Regions from separate parts of the Homo sapiens genome. Here regions 1 and 2 are each linked to region 3. The links are chromatin contacts, found by Hi-C or POLR2A ChIA-PET in ENCODE. All regions are on one chromosome and are shown on one strand. Each heading gives the region's core, a stretch centred on a gene start or an enhancer-like site at or near the end of the contact. The rest is flanking DNA. Distances are from core to core; before and after follow the strand shown. Region 1 overlaps NFIC (nuclear factor I C). Region 2 holds the start of SMIM24 (small integral membrane protein 24). Region 3 holds the start of ZNF57 (zinc finger protein 57).

Evidence for each region. Hi-C counts contacts between places; a loop is a spot of excess contacts on that map. ChIA-PET counts read pairs that join two places held with the same protein, here RNA polymerase II (POLR2A). Pooled maps may share reads with other maps.
Region 1: a loop to region 3 is called in a pooled map, with 3 times the contacts of the local background. The contact joins the enhancer-like site here to the promoter of ZNF57 in region 3. A Hi-C loop is called at or near these places in 7 of 50 pooled maps. POLR2A ChIA-PET finds 5 or more read pairs at or near these places in 2 of 52 experiments (CD8-positive, alpha-beta memory T cell and activated T-cell).
Region 2: a pooled map shows a loop between it and region 3 (2.5-fold over the local background). The contact joins the promoter of SMIM24 here to the promoter of ZNF57 in region 3. A Hi-C loop is called at or near these places in 1 of 50 pooled maps. POLR2A ChIA-PET finds 5 or more read pairs at or near these places in 3 of 52 experiments (HEK293, HepG2 and activated CD8-positive, alpha-beta memory T cell).

What each region holds. Positions count from the first base shown.
Region 1 is chr19:3,427,366-3,431,513 of GRCh38, forward strand. The region is part of intron 3 of NFIC (nuclear factor I C); the gene reads left to right. Among named protein-coding and RNA genes, the nearest start is that of SMIM24, 51 kb to the right of the region's middle. Within about 2 kb of position 1,251, at least 31 of the 41 ENCODE cell types and tissues checked have a DNase peak (open chromatin) inside an H3K27ac peak, as active enhancers do.
Region 2 is chr19:3,479,263-3,483,558 of GRCh38, forward strand. SMIM24 (small integral membrane protein 24) reads right to left here and starts at 1,263. Exons shown (of 4, transcript NM_001136503.2): 1 at 1,135-1,263. The coding sequence starts at 1,201. It overlaps SMIM44 (small integral membrane protein 44), which reads right to left and starts at 4,179. Exons shown (of 2, transcript NM_001395954.1): 1 at 3,940-4,179; 2 at 2,848-3,789. The coding sequence starts at 4,141. The coding sequence ends at 3,542. LOC105372246 (a long non-coding RNA gene) reads left to right here and starts at 3,716. Exons shown (of 5, transcript XR_936264.2): 1 at 3,716-4,024. RefSeq lists an enhancer at 3,957-4,296.
Region 3 is chr19:2,899,266-2,903,496 of GRCh38, forward strand. It overlaps ZNF57 (zinc finger protein 57), which reads left to right and starts at 1,663. Exons shown (of 4, transcript NM_173480.3): 1 at 1,663-1,783. The coding sequence starts at 1,781. RefSeq lists a silencer at 1,051-1,100 and enhancers at 1,280-1,851, 1,711-1,860.

The sequences.
Region 1 (4,148 bases), core at 1-2,500, 530 kb after region 3:
GCTTTGTCTGTCTACATCTCTGTTGTGCCCTCAGGGCTTAGAATGGGGCCTGATGCAGAGTGGGTGCTCAATAAATACTTGTAGAAAGAAAAGAAGGAGAGAGGGAGGGATGAAGCAGAGAGAAGAAGACAAGAGAGGATATATGGGGAGAGGAAGGAGGAGAGATGAAAAAGAAGGAAGGGGCCAAGTGCGGTGGCTCACGCCTGTAATCCCAGCACTTTGGGAGGCCAAGGCAGGTGGATCACCTGAGGTCAGGAGTTCGAGACCAGCCTGACCAACATGGTGAAACCGTCTCTACTAAAAATACAAAAATTAGTCGGGCATGTTGGCACACACCTATAATCCCAGCTAGTCGGGAGGCTGAGGCAGGAGAATCGCTTGAACCCAGGAGGCAGAGGTTGTGGTGAGCCGAGATTGTGCACCCTGGGCGACACAGCGAGACTCTGTCAAAAAAAAAAAAAAAAAAGAAGAAGAAGAAAGAAGGAAAGAAAGAAAGAAAAGAAAGAGAGAGAGAAAAAGAAGGGCCGGGTGCGGGGGCTTACGCCTGTAATCCCAGCACTTTGGGGGACTGAGGTGGGTGGATCACCTGAGGTCAGGAGTTTGAGACTAGCCTGATCAACATGGAGAAACCCTGTCTCTACTGAATATACAAAAATTAGCCAGGCGTGGAGGCACATGCCTGTAATCCCAGCTACCCGAGAGGCTGAGGCAGGAGAATTGCTTGAACCCGGGAGACAGAGGTTGCAGTGAGCTGAGATCGCGCCATTGCACTCTAGCCTGGGCAACAAGAGTAAAAACTCCGTCTCAAAAAAAAAAAAAAGAAAAGAAAAGAAAAAGAAGGAAGGGGCCAGGGCGCAGTGGCTTACACCTGTAATCCCAGTACTTTGGGAGGCCGAGTCAGGTGGATGACCTGAGGTCAGGAGTTCAAGACCAGCCTGGCCAACATGGCGAAACCCCATCTGTACTAGGAGGACACGGGAGGCTGACGCAGGAGAATTGCTTGAACCCAGGAGGAGGCGGAGGTTGCAGTGAGCCGAGATCACGCCACTGCACTCCAGCCTGGGGGATAGAGTGAGACTGTCTCAAAAAAAAAAAAGGAAAGGAAAAGAAGGAAGGAAGAGAAAGCGAGTGGGTGAGGCGTCCTTCTTGGAAGGACCGGAACAGGCATGCACAGGGAGGCTGGAAGGTTCTCGGAGGTTCACAGGCCTGAGGCCACTCCTCACTGGCCCCCGGTGACTCCTCCGTCTGTGACCCGGGTCCTCCGCGGCCTCCTGTGATCCCCAGACGCCTCTCTCCAAGCCAGATGTTGGAGGGAGGTGGGGGCAGCGGCGCTTGGCCTGGTCCCCTGGGGAGCTTGGGCGTCTGGTAGAGGAAATCACGTCCTCCCAGCTCGCCAGGGAGTCCCCCAGAGATGGAGCTGAGCAGGCGCTGCACAAACAGGAAACCCCGGTCGGGGGAGGCGGAGGGGGCGTGCTGACACCAGCTGGCCAGCTGGGTCAGCAGGAAACGGCTCTGGCCACTTCTCCTGGACACTCGGGGGCCACCGCTCTGTCCTCTTCAGAATGCGTGGCCCTGAACCTCCCAGCGCGGGGCAGGGTTGGTTCATTGCCTTCACTCAGCAAATGACTGTAACAGGGGGCCGGGTGCGGTGGCTCACGCCTGCAATCCCAGCACTTTGGGAGGCTGAAGCGGGAGGATCGCTTGAGCCCAGGAGTTCAAGACCAGCCTGGGTAATATAGCAAGACCCTATCTCTACCCAAAAAAAAAATATACACACACACACACACACACACACACACACACACACACTAGCCCCAGGAGTTCAAGACCAGCCTGGGTAATATAGCAAGACCCTATCTCTACCCCAAAAAAAAAAAAAAAAATATATACACACACACACACACACACACACACACACACACACACACACTAGCCAAACACGGAGGTGCATGCCTGTAATCCCAGCTACTTGGGAGGCTGAGGTGGGAGGATCGCCTGAGCCCAGGAGTTTGAGACCAGCCTGGGTAACATAGCAAGACCCTATCTCTACAAAAAGTAATAATAATAATACAAAAATTAGCCAAGGGTGGTGATGCGTGCCTGTAGTCCCAGCTACTTGGGAGGCTGAGGCAGGAGCATCACTTCAGCCCAGGAGTTCGAGGCTGCAGTGAGCTATGATTGCACCGCTGCACTCGAGCCTGGGCAACAGAGCAAAATTCTGTCTCTAAAAAAGAAAGATTGTAACAGGGGGACTGGCGGGGGTTTGGGTCTGCAGAACTGGACACAGCCCTGAGCTCCCTGCAGTCCGTGCTGCCCCCTGGGGGCCGGGAGAGGAACTGCTCCCACCGCCACCCAAAAGCCAAGAGCCTGTCCCACCTCCAAACCTACCAGGCTCCCTGGCTCTTTCCACTCCAACCCTGCTGGCCTGCAACTTGCCAAGTGCATTTCTACCCGGAGGCCTTTGCACGGGCTGTTCCCAGTGCCGGGAACATCGTGGCCCTCAGGGAGGTGATGAAACATCATCCCCATCGGAGAAGCCAACAGTCACGGGGCGGTTGCCAGGCGCTGTTCTCGGAGCTTTGCAGATTTTAACAAGTTCCTTCCTCTTATCCAGTCTCATCTTGAGGTCTGTAAAATGCCACCATCTCGGTCAGGCTTTCTCTGAGCCCTGGGTGTAAAATAGCCTCCCTCCCCACCCTAGCTAGTTCCCCACCAGCCGCCTGCCTTACCACAGGCTGATGCACCTCGCATTTGACTTAATGAGCTTTTAATTTGTAGTAAAATGTGCATGATGTACAATGCATCATTTTAGCCATTTTTAAGTGTCCAAGTCAAAGTGCACTAAGTACATTCACCTCTATCTAATTCCAGAACCTTTCTTTTTTTTTTTTTTTACCCCCAGGCTGGAGTGCAGTGGCGCAATCTCGGCTCACTGCAACCTCCACCTTCCTGGTTCAAGCAATTCTCATGGCTCAGCCTCCCAAGTAGCTGGGATCATAGGCACATGCCACCACACCCGGCTAATTTTTTGTATTTTCAGTAGAGATGGAGTTTCACCATGTTGGCCAGGCTGGTCTCGAACTCTTGACCTTAAGTGATTCTCTTGCCTCAGCCTTCCAAAGTGCTGGGATTACAGATGTGAGCCGCCGAGCCTGGCCTAATTCCAGAACATTTCATCCCCCCTAAAAGAAACCCCATCCCCATCAGCCACCACTCCCTGTCTCCTCTCCCAGCCCTGGTGCCCACGCATCCCCTTCTTGTCTCTGTGGCTTGGCCTGTCCTGGACATTTCAGTGAAATGGCTCATGCCTGTAATCCCAGCACTTTGGGAGGCCAAGGTGGGTGGATCATGTGGTCAGGAGTTCGAGACCAGCCGGACCAAGATGGTGAAACCCCGTCTCTATTAAAAATCCAAAATTTAGACAGGCACTGTGGCAGGTACTTGTAATCCCAGCTACTTGGGAGGCTGAGACAGGAGAATCGCTTGAACCTGGGAGGCATAGGTTGCAGTGAGCCAAGATTGCGCCACTGCACTCCAGCCTGGGCGACAGAGTGAGACTCCGTCTCAAAAAAAAAAAAAAAGAAAAGAAAAAGAAAGAAAGAAATGGCATCACACACTGTGTGGCCTTTTGTCTCTGGTGTCCCTCACTGAATGATGTCCTCAAGGTGCATCCATGTTGTAGCCTGTGTCAGAGCCTCGTTCTTTTATTTTTATTTATTTACTGGTTTTGAGATGAAGTCTCACTCTGATGCCCAGGCTGGAGTGCAATGTCGCGATCTCGGCCTGTAGCTGGGACTACAGGTGCCCGCCACCATGCCCGGCTAATTTTTGTATTTTTAGTAGAGATGGGGTTTCACCATGTTGGCCAGGCTGGTCTTGAACCCCTGAGCTCAGGTGATCCACCTGCCTCAGCCTCCCAAAGTGCTGGGATTACAGGTGTGAGCTACCACTACTGCGCCCAGCCCAAGGCCTCATTCTTTTTCTTTTCCTTCTTCTTTTTTTTTTTTTTTTTTTTTTTTTTGAGACAGGGTCTTGCTCTGTCCCCGAGGCTGGAGTGCAGTGGTGCAATCATAGCTCACTGCAGCCTCAACCTCCAGGGCTCGAGCTATCCTCCCGCCTCGGCCTCCCAAGTAGCTGGGACTACAGGT
Region 2 (4,296 bases), core at 13-2,512, 580 kb after region 3:
GGCTTATAAAGGCGGACCTCAGAAGGGCGGGGCTTATGACAAAGGAGTGGCTCAGGGGTGGGGTTTATAAAGGAGAACAAGCTCAGGGGAGGGGCTTATGAAGGAGGAGGTGGCTCAGATGGGGAGGGCTTATAAAGAAGAGTCTGGGGGGTTGGGGCTTACAACAGAGGAGCTGTTGGGGGGAGCTTATAAAAGGAGGCAGAGGCTTAGAGGGAGGGGCTTATAAAGGAGGAGCTCAGAGGGGAGGTGCTTATAAGGGGAGAGGGTCTCAGAGTGGGAGGGGCTTATAAAGGCGGCAGAGGCTCAGGAGGAGGGGCTTATAAAGAAGGAGGAGCTCAGAGGGGAGGGGCTTACAACAGACGAGGGGCTCAGGGAGGGGTCTATAAAGGATGAGTGAGAAGGAGGGGCTTACAGAGGAGGAAGAGGCTCAGATGGGGAGGGGCTTGTGAACTAGGGGGCTCAGAGTGGGAGGGGCTTGTAGAGGAGGCAGAGGCTCAGGGGGAGGGGCTTATAAAGAAGGAGGAGCTCAGAGGGGAGGGGCTTACAGAGGAGGAGGGACTCGGGGAGGGGTTTATAAAGGAGGGAGAGTGAGAAGGAGGTGCTTACAAAGGAGGAAGGGGCTCGGATGGGGAGAGGCTTGTGAACTAGGGGGCTCAGAGGGAGAGGGGCTTATAGAGGAGGCAGAGGCTCAGGGGGAGGGGCTTATAAAGAAGGAGGAGCCCAGAGGGGAGGGGCTTACAGAGGAGGAGGGGCTCGGGGAGGGGTTTATAAAGGAGGAGGAGTGAGAAGGAGCGGTTCACAAAAGAGGCGGGGACTCAGATGGGGAGGGGCTTGTAAAGGAGGCCCGAGCTCAGAGTGGGGCCGAGCTCAAGGCGGGGGGTTCAGCCAGGTGTGCTCAGAAGGGCTGGAGAGGGGAAAGGCTCGGGTGGGCGGTGGGGGGTCCCTTACAGAGGAGGGCAGAGCCCAGCGAGAGGGAGGCCGGGCGGTACTGCGGGGGTTGAGAAGGGCCTCCAAGCCACTCTTCCTTTTCTTCCTGCCCCCTCTCCTTTTTCTCGCCATGGAAAATTGGGAGATGGTGATCACCTGACCAACTCCCCTATCCCGCGACGCCCCCTCCCGCCCCCCTGCACCTACCCTGCTGGGCCTCCACCGGGGAGAGGAGCAGAAACTCCAGCACCAGAAGGGCCCCCAGGGTCTCCATGACGGTCGAGTGAGCCAGCAGCCAGCCAGCGGCGGTCCCGGGTCGGCGTCCACAGGTTTGGTGTGGGCGAGGCCCTGCCTCCCCGTGATAAGGCACAGGCGGTCCCCGGGCGGGGGATGCCTGAGACCTGGGAGCGGGGCCCGCCCCTGGCACCACCTGATTGGGCATCCTGCCCCTCCCCTGCCAGCTCCTGCCCCATCGCTCTCCCTCCGGGAGGCCAGACTCTGGACCTGTGTAACAATTAACTGAGGGAGTCCCTCCTCCCTGCACCCTGCCCTGGGGACCATCAGCCTCAGGGCCACCCCTTTGTGATCCCTGCTGCAGGGGCTGAGCTGAGATGGCTGCGACCTCCCGTCCCGGCCCAGGCCCCGTGCCACTCTGGACACAGGGGGAACTCACAAATACAACTGGAATATCTTAAGAAGGGTGCGCCCACCCAGTGCCTCACACCTGTAATCCCACTACATTGAGAGGCCAACGCGGGCAGATCCTTGAGCCTAACCTGGGCAACTTAGTCAAGCCCTACCTCTACAAAAATAGAAAAATTAGCCAGGCGCGGCGGGCACCTGCAGGCCCAGCTACTAGGGTGTGCTGAAGTGGGAGGATCACTTGAGCCCAGGAGTTTGAGGCTGCAGCCAGTTATGGCCGCACCACCGCACTCCAGCCTGGGTGACAGAGGAAGACCCTGTCTCAAAGGAAATAAAAAAAATTAGAAATACAAAGAGTTACCAAGGCTGGGTACAGTGTCTCACGCCTGTAATCCCAGCACTCTGGGAGGCTAAGGCGGGAGAATCGCTTGAGGCCAGGAGTTCCAGACCAACCTCCTCCCGTCTCTAAAATAAAAAATGTAAAACTTAGCTGAGCATGGTGGCCTGCACCTGTAGTCTCAGCTACTCAAAGAGACTGAGGTGAGAGGATCGCTTGAGCCCAGGAGTTCGAGGCTGCAGCGAGCTACGACTGCACCACTGCATGCACCACCGCACTCCAGCCTGGGCAACAGAACAAGACCTTGTCTCTCAAAGCAAATTTGAGAGTCACCTTTTGTGCTCTCAGAGTACACATGAGGCTCCGTGCTCGGCAATTTCACAGATCGCATTTCCTTTTCTTAACACCCCGTGAAATGGTGCCGGTCTCATTGTGCCCAGGAAAGTCAAGGTCACGCAGCAGGTCTGACCTGGGATTTGAAGCCGGGTCTGCCTCGCCCCCAGCTTATCCTGCCTCGCCCAGGCTCTTGGCCCCTGAGGACCCACAAGCAGCCATGGGAGCACACAGGGACAGGGAAGGTGTGCAGAGGCCACATGCCCGTGGTCCACCTGCAAACCGGGACGCTCTCACGTGGGGATGCCCGGGAGCGTTGATGACTCAGGCTCCAGGCTCTCCTGTCCTCAACCTTGGTCCCTCGGCTGATTAGATAGTGGGCCCTGCCCGGGCGAAGGGGGACCCCGCCCCAGCTGACACGGGAGCAGCCATGGCCCAGACGAGTGGTAGGAAGGCCCGGCGTCATCGCACAGGTGTTTATGGAGCGCCTGCTGAGTCGCTGTCACTTCCTCTCTTCCGGAGGTCTGCGGATGACCGCTGAGCAGACCGGCCACTCAGCAGGATGGGGCTCACACATCCCAGCCCCAGGATGGCCACAGGTCTGCTTGAACCAGCCAGGCAGGCATCTATTAAACTCTGACTGTGTATCCCGTCTTGTGCAGGGCTTGGAAGAGAAGGAGGCCTTGGTGCTGTCTGGGAGCTCTCGATCTGATTAGGAAGTCAGGACCACCCCCCAGAGACAAGCAAACCCAGCAGCCGAGGCGGGGGCTGGAGAAGATTTGGAGGTAGGGGAGCCCAGCAGAGGGGGTGGGGGCAGGACCCGCCTTGGAGATCCTGCCCTCCAAAGTCAGTCAGTTGTCTGGGCTTTTTCTGAGAAAAGCACTCTGTGCTCTGAGACCTTGGCGAAGCCACTTCATCACTGCGTGCCTCGGTTTCCCCATCTGTTAAGTGGGGGCGATCAGTCCTACCTCGGAGGATTAAATGAGATACTGCATAGAAAAAGCCTGCTCTGCACAGCAGCAGGTACACGCTAAGCACTCGGTAAGGTTGGCCGATAATATTACAACGTTTTAAATCGCCCTAGTGTTTCTAATTCACAGTTTGCTGACGGCTTGGCTGAGGCTGAGCCGGGCAGGCTCTGCGTATGTGAAAGTCGCCAGCGTCCAACCCCCGGAACCTGCCGGCTGGGAAGGAGAAAGCCGTCCGCTGCGACCGGGCAGCTCAGGGTTTGCAGAAAGGGCTCCGGCGCGCGTAAGTTCTGTCTACACGACCGCCAAAGCGTCCGGAACCCGGATTCAGGATTCAAGTTGCCATCAGCTTCCAGAAGGAGCTTCGGGATGGGGGGTCCTTGAAGGCAATGGAGGGGCGGCGGGGCTCCGGGGGAGGCGGGGGTTCAGAGGGGGCTCCCTCCCCACCCCCGCCGGCGTCCTCCTCGCCCTGCCAGGCCAGGGCCAGCTGCAGGTCCAGCCCCTCCAAGTCCTCGCCGGTCAGGCTGGGGCGCAGCTCCCGGGGTGCGGCCTCCTGGTCTGGCTTCGGGCCAAACGCCCAGTCTGCGGCAAGGGAGCTGGTGAGGCAACTCCCCGGCCCCGGCCACCCTCCTCTGTCCCCTCCTCAGCTAGGAGAAGCACTAGGATCCCCTGACCACCCACCCAGGGTGACCCAGCATCGGCCCCAGCTGGGTTTCGGTGGGGGCAGCTCACCGGCCAGGTCGTGGGCGAGGTCTTTGATGAGGTGCCCGACGATGGCGTAGGCGACGGCCACCACCACCAGCGCGGCCAGCAGCAGGTACAGCACGTACCTGGGCAGGCGGATGCTGTCCAGGGGCGGCGGCCGGTACTCCTCGTACAGCGGCGGGGACGGGCTCCAGCCCTCGGCCTCCCCCTCGGCCGCCAGCCCCGGCATGGTGTCCGCCCGGCACAGGGGAGGCCCGGAGGTGACCCACACAGCGGAAGTATTAAGGGGCTTTGAGCTAAGAGGATTGGGCGGCTGCCCCACGGCCACCATCTGCCTGGGTTAATCACATTGTAAATCACTTCCGCCCACCCGCAACCTACCTG
Region 3 (4,231 bases), core at 413-2,912:
CGGGTTCAGCCATTCCCCTGCCTCAGCCTCCCGAGTAGCTGGGACTACAGGTGCCCGCCACCACGCCTGGCTAATTTTTTTGTATTTTTAGTAGAGATGGTTTCACCGTGTTAGCCAGGATGGTCTCGATCTCCTGACCTCGTGATCCACCCGCCTCGGCCTCCCAAAGTGCTGAGATTACAGGCTTGGGCCACCATGCCCGGCCCCGGATTTCTTGATCTAAAGAATGTCCGCCGGGCGCGGTAGCTCACGCCTCTAATTCCAGCACTTTGGGAGGCCGAGGCAGGCGGATCACGAGGTCAGGAGTTCAAGACCAGCTTGGCCAACATAGTGAAACCCCCGTCTCTACTAAAAATACAAAAATTAGCCGGACGTGGTGGCAGGCGCCTGTAATCTCAGCTACTCGGGAGGCTGAGGCAGGAGAATCGCTTTAACCCTGAAGGCGGAGGTTGCAGTGAGCCGAGATCACGCCACTGCACTCCAGCCGGGGCGACAGTGTGAGACTCCGTCTCAAAATAAAAAAATAAATAAAACAAAAAACAATGTCCAACAAAAAAACAAATCCAGCGAGGCCAGACAGGATAGGGGCTCCCTGGGGTCCGCCCATTTTCGGGATCAGGTGACTCGAGGTTTGGTCCTTATTTTAGTGCAGGCTCAGATGTCGGGGGCGAGCCAAAGTGCAGGGGCCTGTGGGAAGGACAGGAGGCTGGGAAACGTTTGGGTAAAAAAATCAGGACACTGGCCGTGCGCGGTGGCTCACGCCTGTAATCCCAGCACTTTGGGAGGCCGAGGCGGGCCGATCACGAGGTCAGGAGATCGAGACCATCCTGGCTAACACGGTGAAACCTCGTCTCTACTAAAAATACAAAAAAATTAGCCGGCGTGGTGGCGGGTGCCTGTGTCCCAGCTACTCGGGAGGCTGAGGTAGGAGAATGGCCTGAACCCGGGAGGCGGAGCTTGCAGTGAGCCGAGATGGCGCCACTGCACTCCAGCCTGGGCGACAGAGCGAGACTCCACCTCAAAAAAAAAAAAAAAAAAAAAAAAAAAAATCAGGACACTGACAGCACGTGCTCCAGCACGGGGCAGGGCCTCCATGGGGTCCGCGCCCACGCGGGGCAGCGCGGTGACGTCACGGCTGAGGACCCCGCCCCACGAAGGGCTCACCCCACGCGACCCACGCCGCTCGCTCGCCCCTCCCCTCCACGCAGCACTCCGGCTGCTCCGTGGGGAAACTGAGTCTGGACTTCTCGTGCCCGTTCGGGAGAAGGACGCGGGAGGCGCGGCCGAGCTGCGGGGAGAGGTTGGGCTCACCCCGGGCCAGAGCGAGTTCGCGCAAACGGGAGTGTCCACCGCTGGCGGGTCAGCCACTAGCGTTGGCTACGCGCCGGTCACTCGGGCGACAGGAGGCGGGGCGGCGCGGAAGTTATCTTCCAATCAGGTGCTCCGGGGGCGGGTCCGGAAAACTGTCCAATCAAGGCACGGGGCGGACACCGGGAAGCGGATTGCAGGTTTGCAGTAGTGTCCAATCGAAGGCCCCAGGGGTGAAGGGGGCGTGTCCAAAACGCTGTCCGCTCAGAGCGTTGAAAGGGCGGGGGCTTAGAGATTGTCCAATCAGGGCGCCGCTTCCTGAGCTCCGAGGCCCCGAGGGCGGGACGTTTCGTCCTCCCTGCCGCGCGTGCCCTGCCTACCACGAGCGGCCCGGGAGTACCTGTACCTTTCAGCTGCGCCGGCCGCGAGGCCACGGAGAGCTCGCCTTGGAGAGCCCAGGAGCAGGGGAGACATGGTGAGTGCGAGGCAGGAGCAGAGCCAGGGGACGGTCGGAGCGACGGGAACCGGCTGGAACCAGAGTCCGCCGAAGTCTGCGGCCGGGATTGGCTGAGGGACGCGCGGGGCGGCGCAGGACTAGCACCTGGGACCCGGGGACGCCATCACAGCGGCCGGGCTGGAGGACTGGGGGCAGTTTGGGGGGACGGAAGGGGCGGCAAGGAGCTTGGGGGTAACTTAGGGGGAGGCCTGGGCAGGAGGGGGGCTGGAGGTAGTTTGGGGGGACGGTAGGGGCGGTCAGGGGTCAGGGACCAGTTTGGGGGGACGGCAAGGGACGGTCAGCAGGTTGGGGATGTTACGCGTGTCCGTATAAGAGGTCACCTGAGCAGGCTTAGTGTGAGCCACAAGGCTGTTTACTCACTTGGGTGCAAGTGGGCTGAGTCTGAGAAAGGACTCAGCAAAGGGTGATGGGATTATTATTGGTTTTATTTTTTTATTTTTTTTATTTTTGGGACGGAGTCCCGCTCTGTCGCCAGGCTGGAGTGCAGTGGCGTGATCTCGGCTCACTGCAACTTCCGCCTCCCGGGTTCAAGCGATTCTCCTGCCTCAGCCTCCGGAGTAGCTGAGATTACAGGCGCCCGCCCTCACGCCCGGCTAATTTTTGTTTTTAGTAGAGACAGGGTTTCACCATGTTGGCCAGAATGGTCTCGATCTCTTGACCTTGTGATCCGCCCGCCTCGGCCTCCCAAAGTGCTGGGATTACAGGCGTGAGCCACCGCGCCCGGCAATCATTAGTCCTTATAGGTTTGGGACAGGCATCGGAGTTAGGAGCAGTTTTTTTGAGGACAGTTGGTGGGTGTTACAAAGTACATTCTCAAGGGCGGCGACGATGTTTCAAAGTACATTCACAAGGGCTTGGGGGATGTATTGTCACAAGGGCTGGGAGGAATATTACAAAGTACCTTCACAAGGGCGCGAGCGTGTATTGTCACAAGGGCGGGGTACATTCACAAGGGCGAGGAGGACGTATCGTACAAAGTACATTCACAAGGGCGGGGGAATATCACAAAGTACATTATCACAAGGGCGGGGGGCTTGACCATGGTGCGGCCAGCTCAGAGAACCTTACAGGGGACAGCTTGGGGGGATGGCAAGGGACGGCCTGGGGGTCAGAGGCAGTTTGGGGGACGACCTCAGCGGTGGGAGTTAGCTGCCCTGGGGGTTTTGTTGCAGGGTATCACTAATGCTGTGAAAGCTTTATTCGGGCAGCCGGTGTCAGTAAATGTACTGTACTGTTCTCCTGTTTGGCTTTTTTCTTCTCCTTAGTGACAATAGGAAAATGTTCAAGTGTGTTTTCTGCCTTCTGGTCCGTCAGGATAACACCTGTTTATCGTGGGGTACAGGCTAAGCATGGCCTAAGGAAGTCTCTCAGGAATATTCTGTCTCCCACCAGAATTGTAGAGAAAGTGTGCGCAGTTCCACATCTTATAGCAGCTAGAGATGGATTAAAATGTTCATAAAAATAGTAGTTTTTCAAATGCCAAAGCAATCAGACAAAAAATAATAGTTATTCTTCCATACAAGGTGCAGAGTTTGCGACAGTGTGTGATCGTGTTCCATTTCAGTTCAGCTAGACATGAGATTAATGCAAATTCTGCAAAAACCTGTAAAACTGAGGCGTGTTCCATTCTGGTTAGTTTCCAGTTTGTCACCAGGAGTATTGCTTCACTGATCCATCATCTGTTTGCTGACTGGGAAAAGCAGTTTCTGGCCATGTAAAGTCATAAAGACTGCCTTGGAACTCCCTTCCCCCACTTACACAAGGGGTGGAAAGCACTGATTCTGCTGCATTCTCACTCTACGGGATGAGGGTCTTTGTGGCATTTAAAGTGTAGCACCTGGAGCAGGGAGGTGAGCCCCAAGACCGGTGACTCCAGCTGAGCCCACAGTTGAGCCTGCACTGGAGGCCGCTGAGGGTGCAGCGGGGTCTGGCTGGGCAGCCTCCACTTGCTCAGTCCTCCTGCCTCGTAGAACAGCCGCAGCGGGAACTGTTCATGCTGATTGAGGCTGCTGAGCATGGGAAAGACGATTGTCCTGGAGATGTGCTTGTGGGCGTTTTAGCCTTTCTGAGGTTGCACCTGTGCTGTCTTGGAGCCGTTTCTAAGCAGTGGGTTTAGTTTATGCTTTAAGTGTTGTTTTTCTTTTTTGGAGACACTGTGTCTCCCAGGCTGGAGTACAGTGGCGTGATCTCCACACATTGTATCATCCGCCTCCCGGGTTCAAGCAATTCTCCTGCCTCAGCCTCCCGAGTAGCTGGGATTACAGGCACTTGCCACCACGACCGGCTAATTTTTATATTTTTAGTAGAGACGGGGTTTCGCCATGTTGGCCAGGCTGGTCTCAAACTCCTGACCTTAAGTGATCCACCCTCCTCCGCCTCCCAAAGTGCTGGGATTTCAGGCGTGAG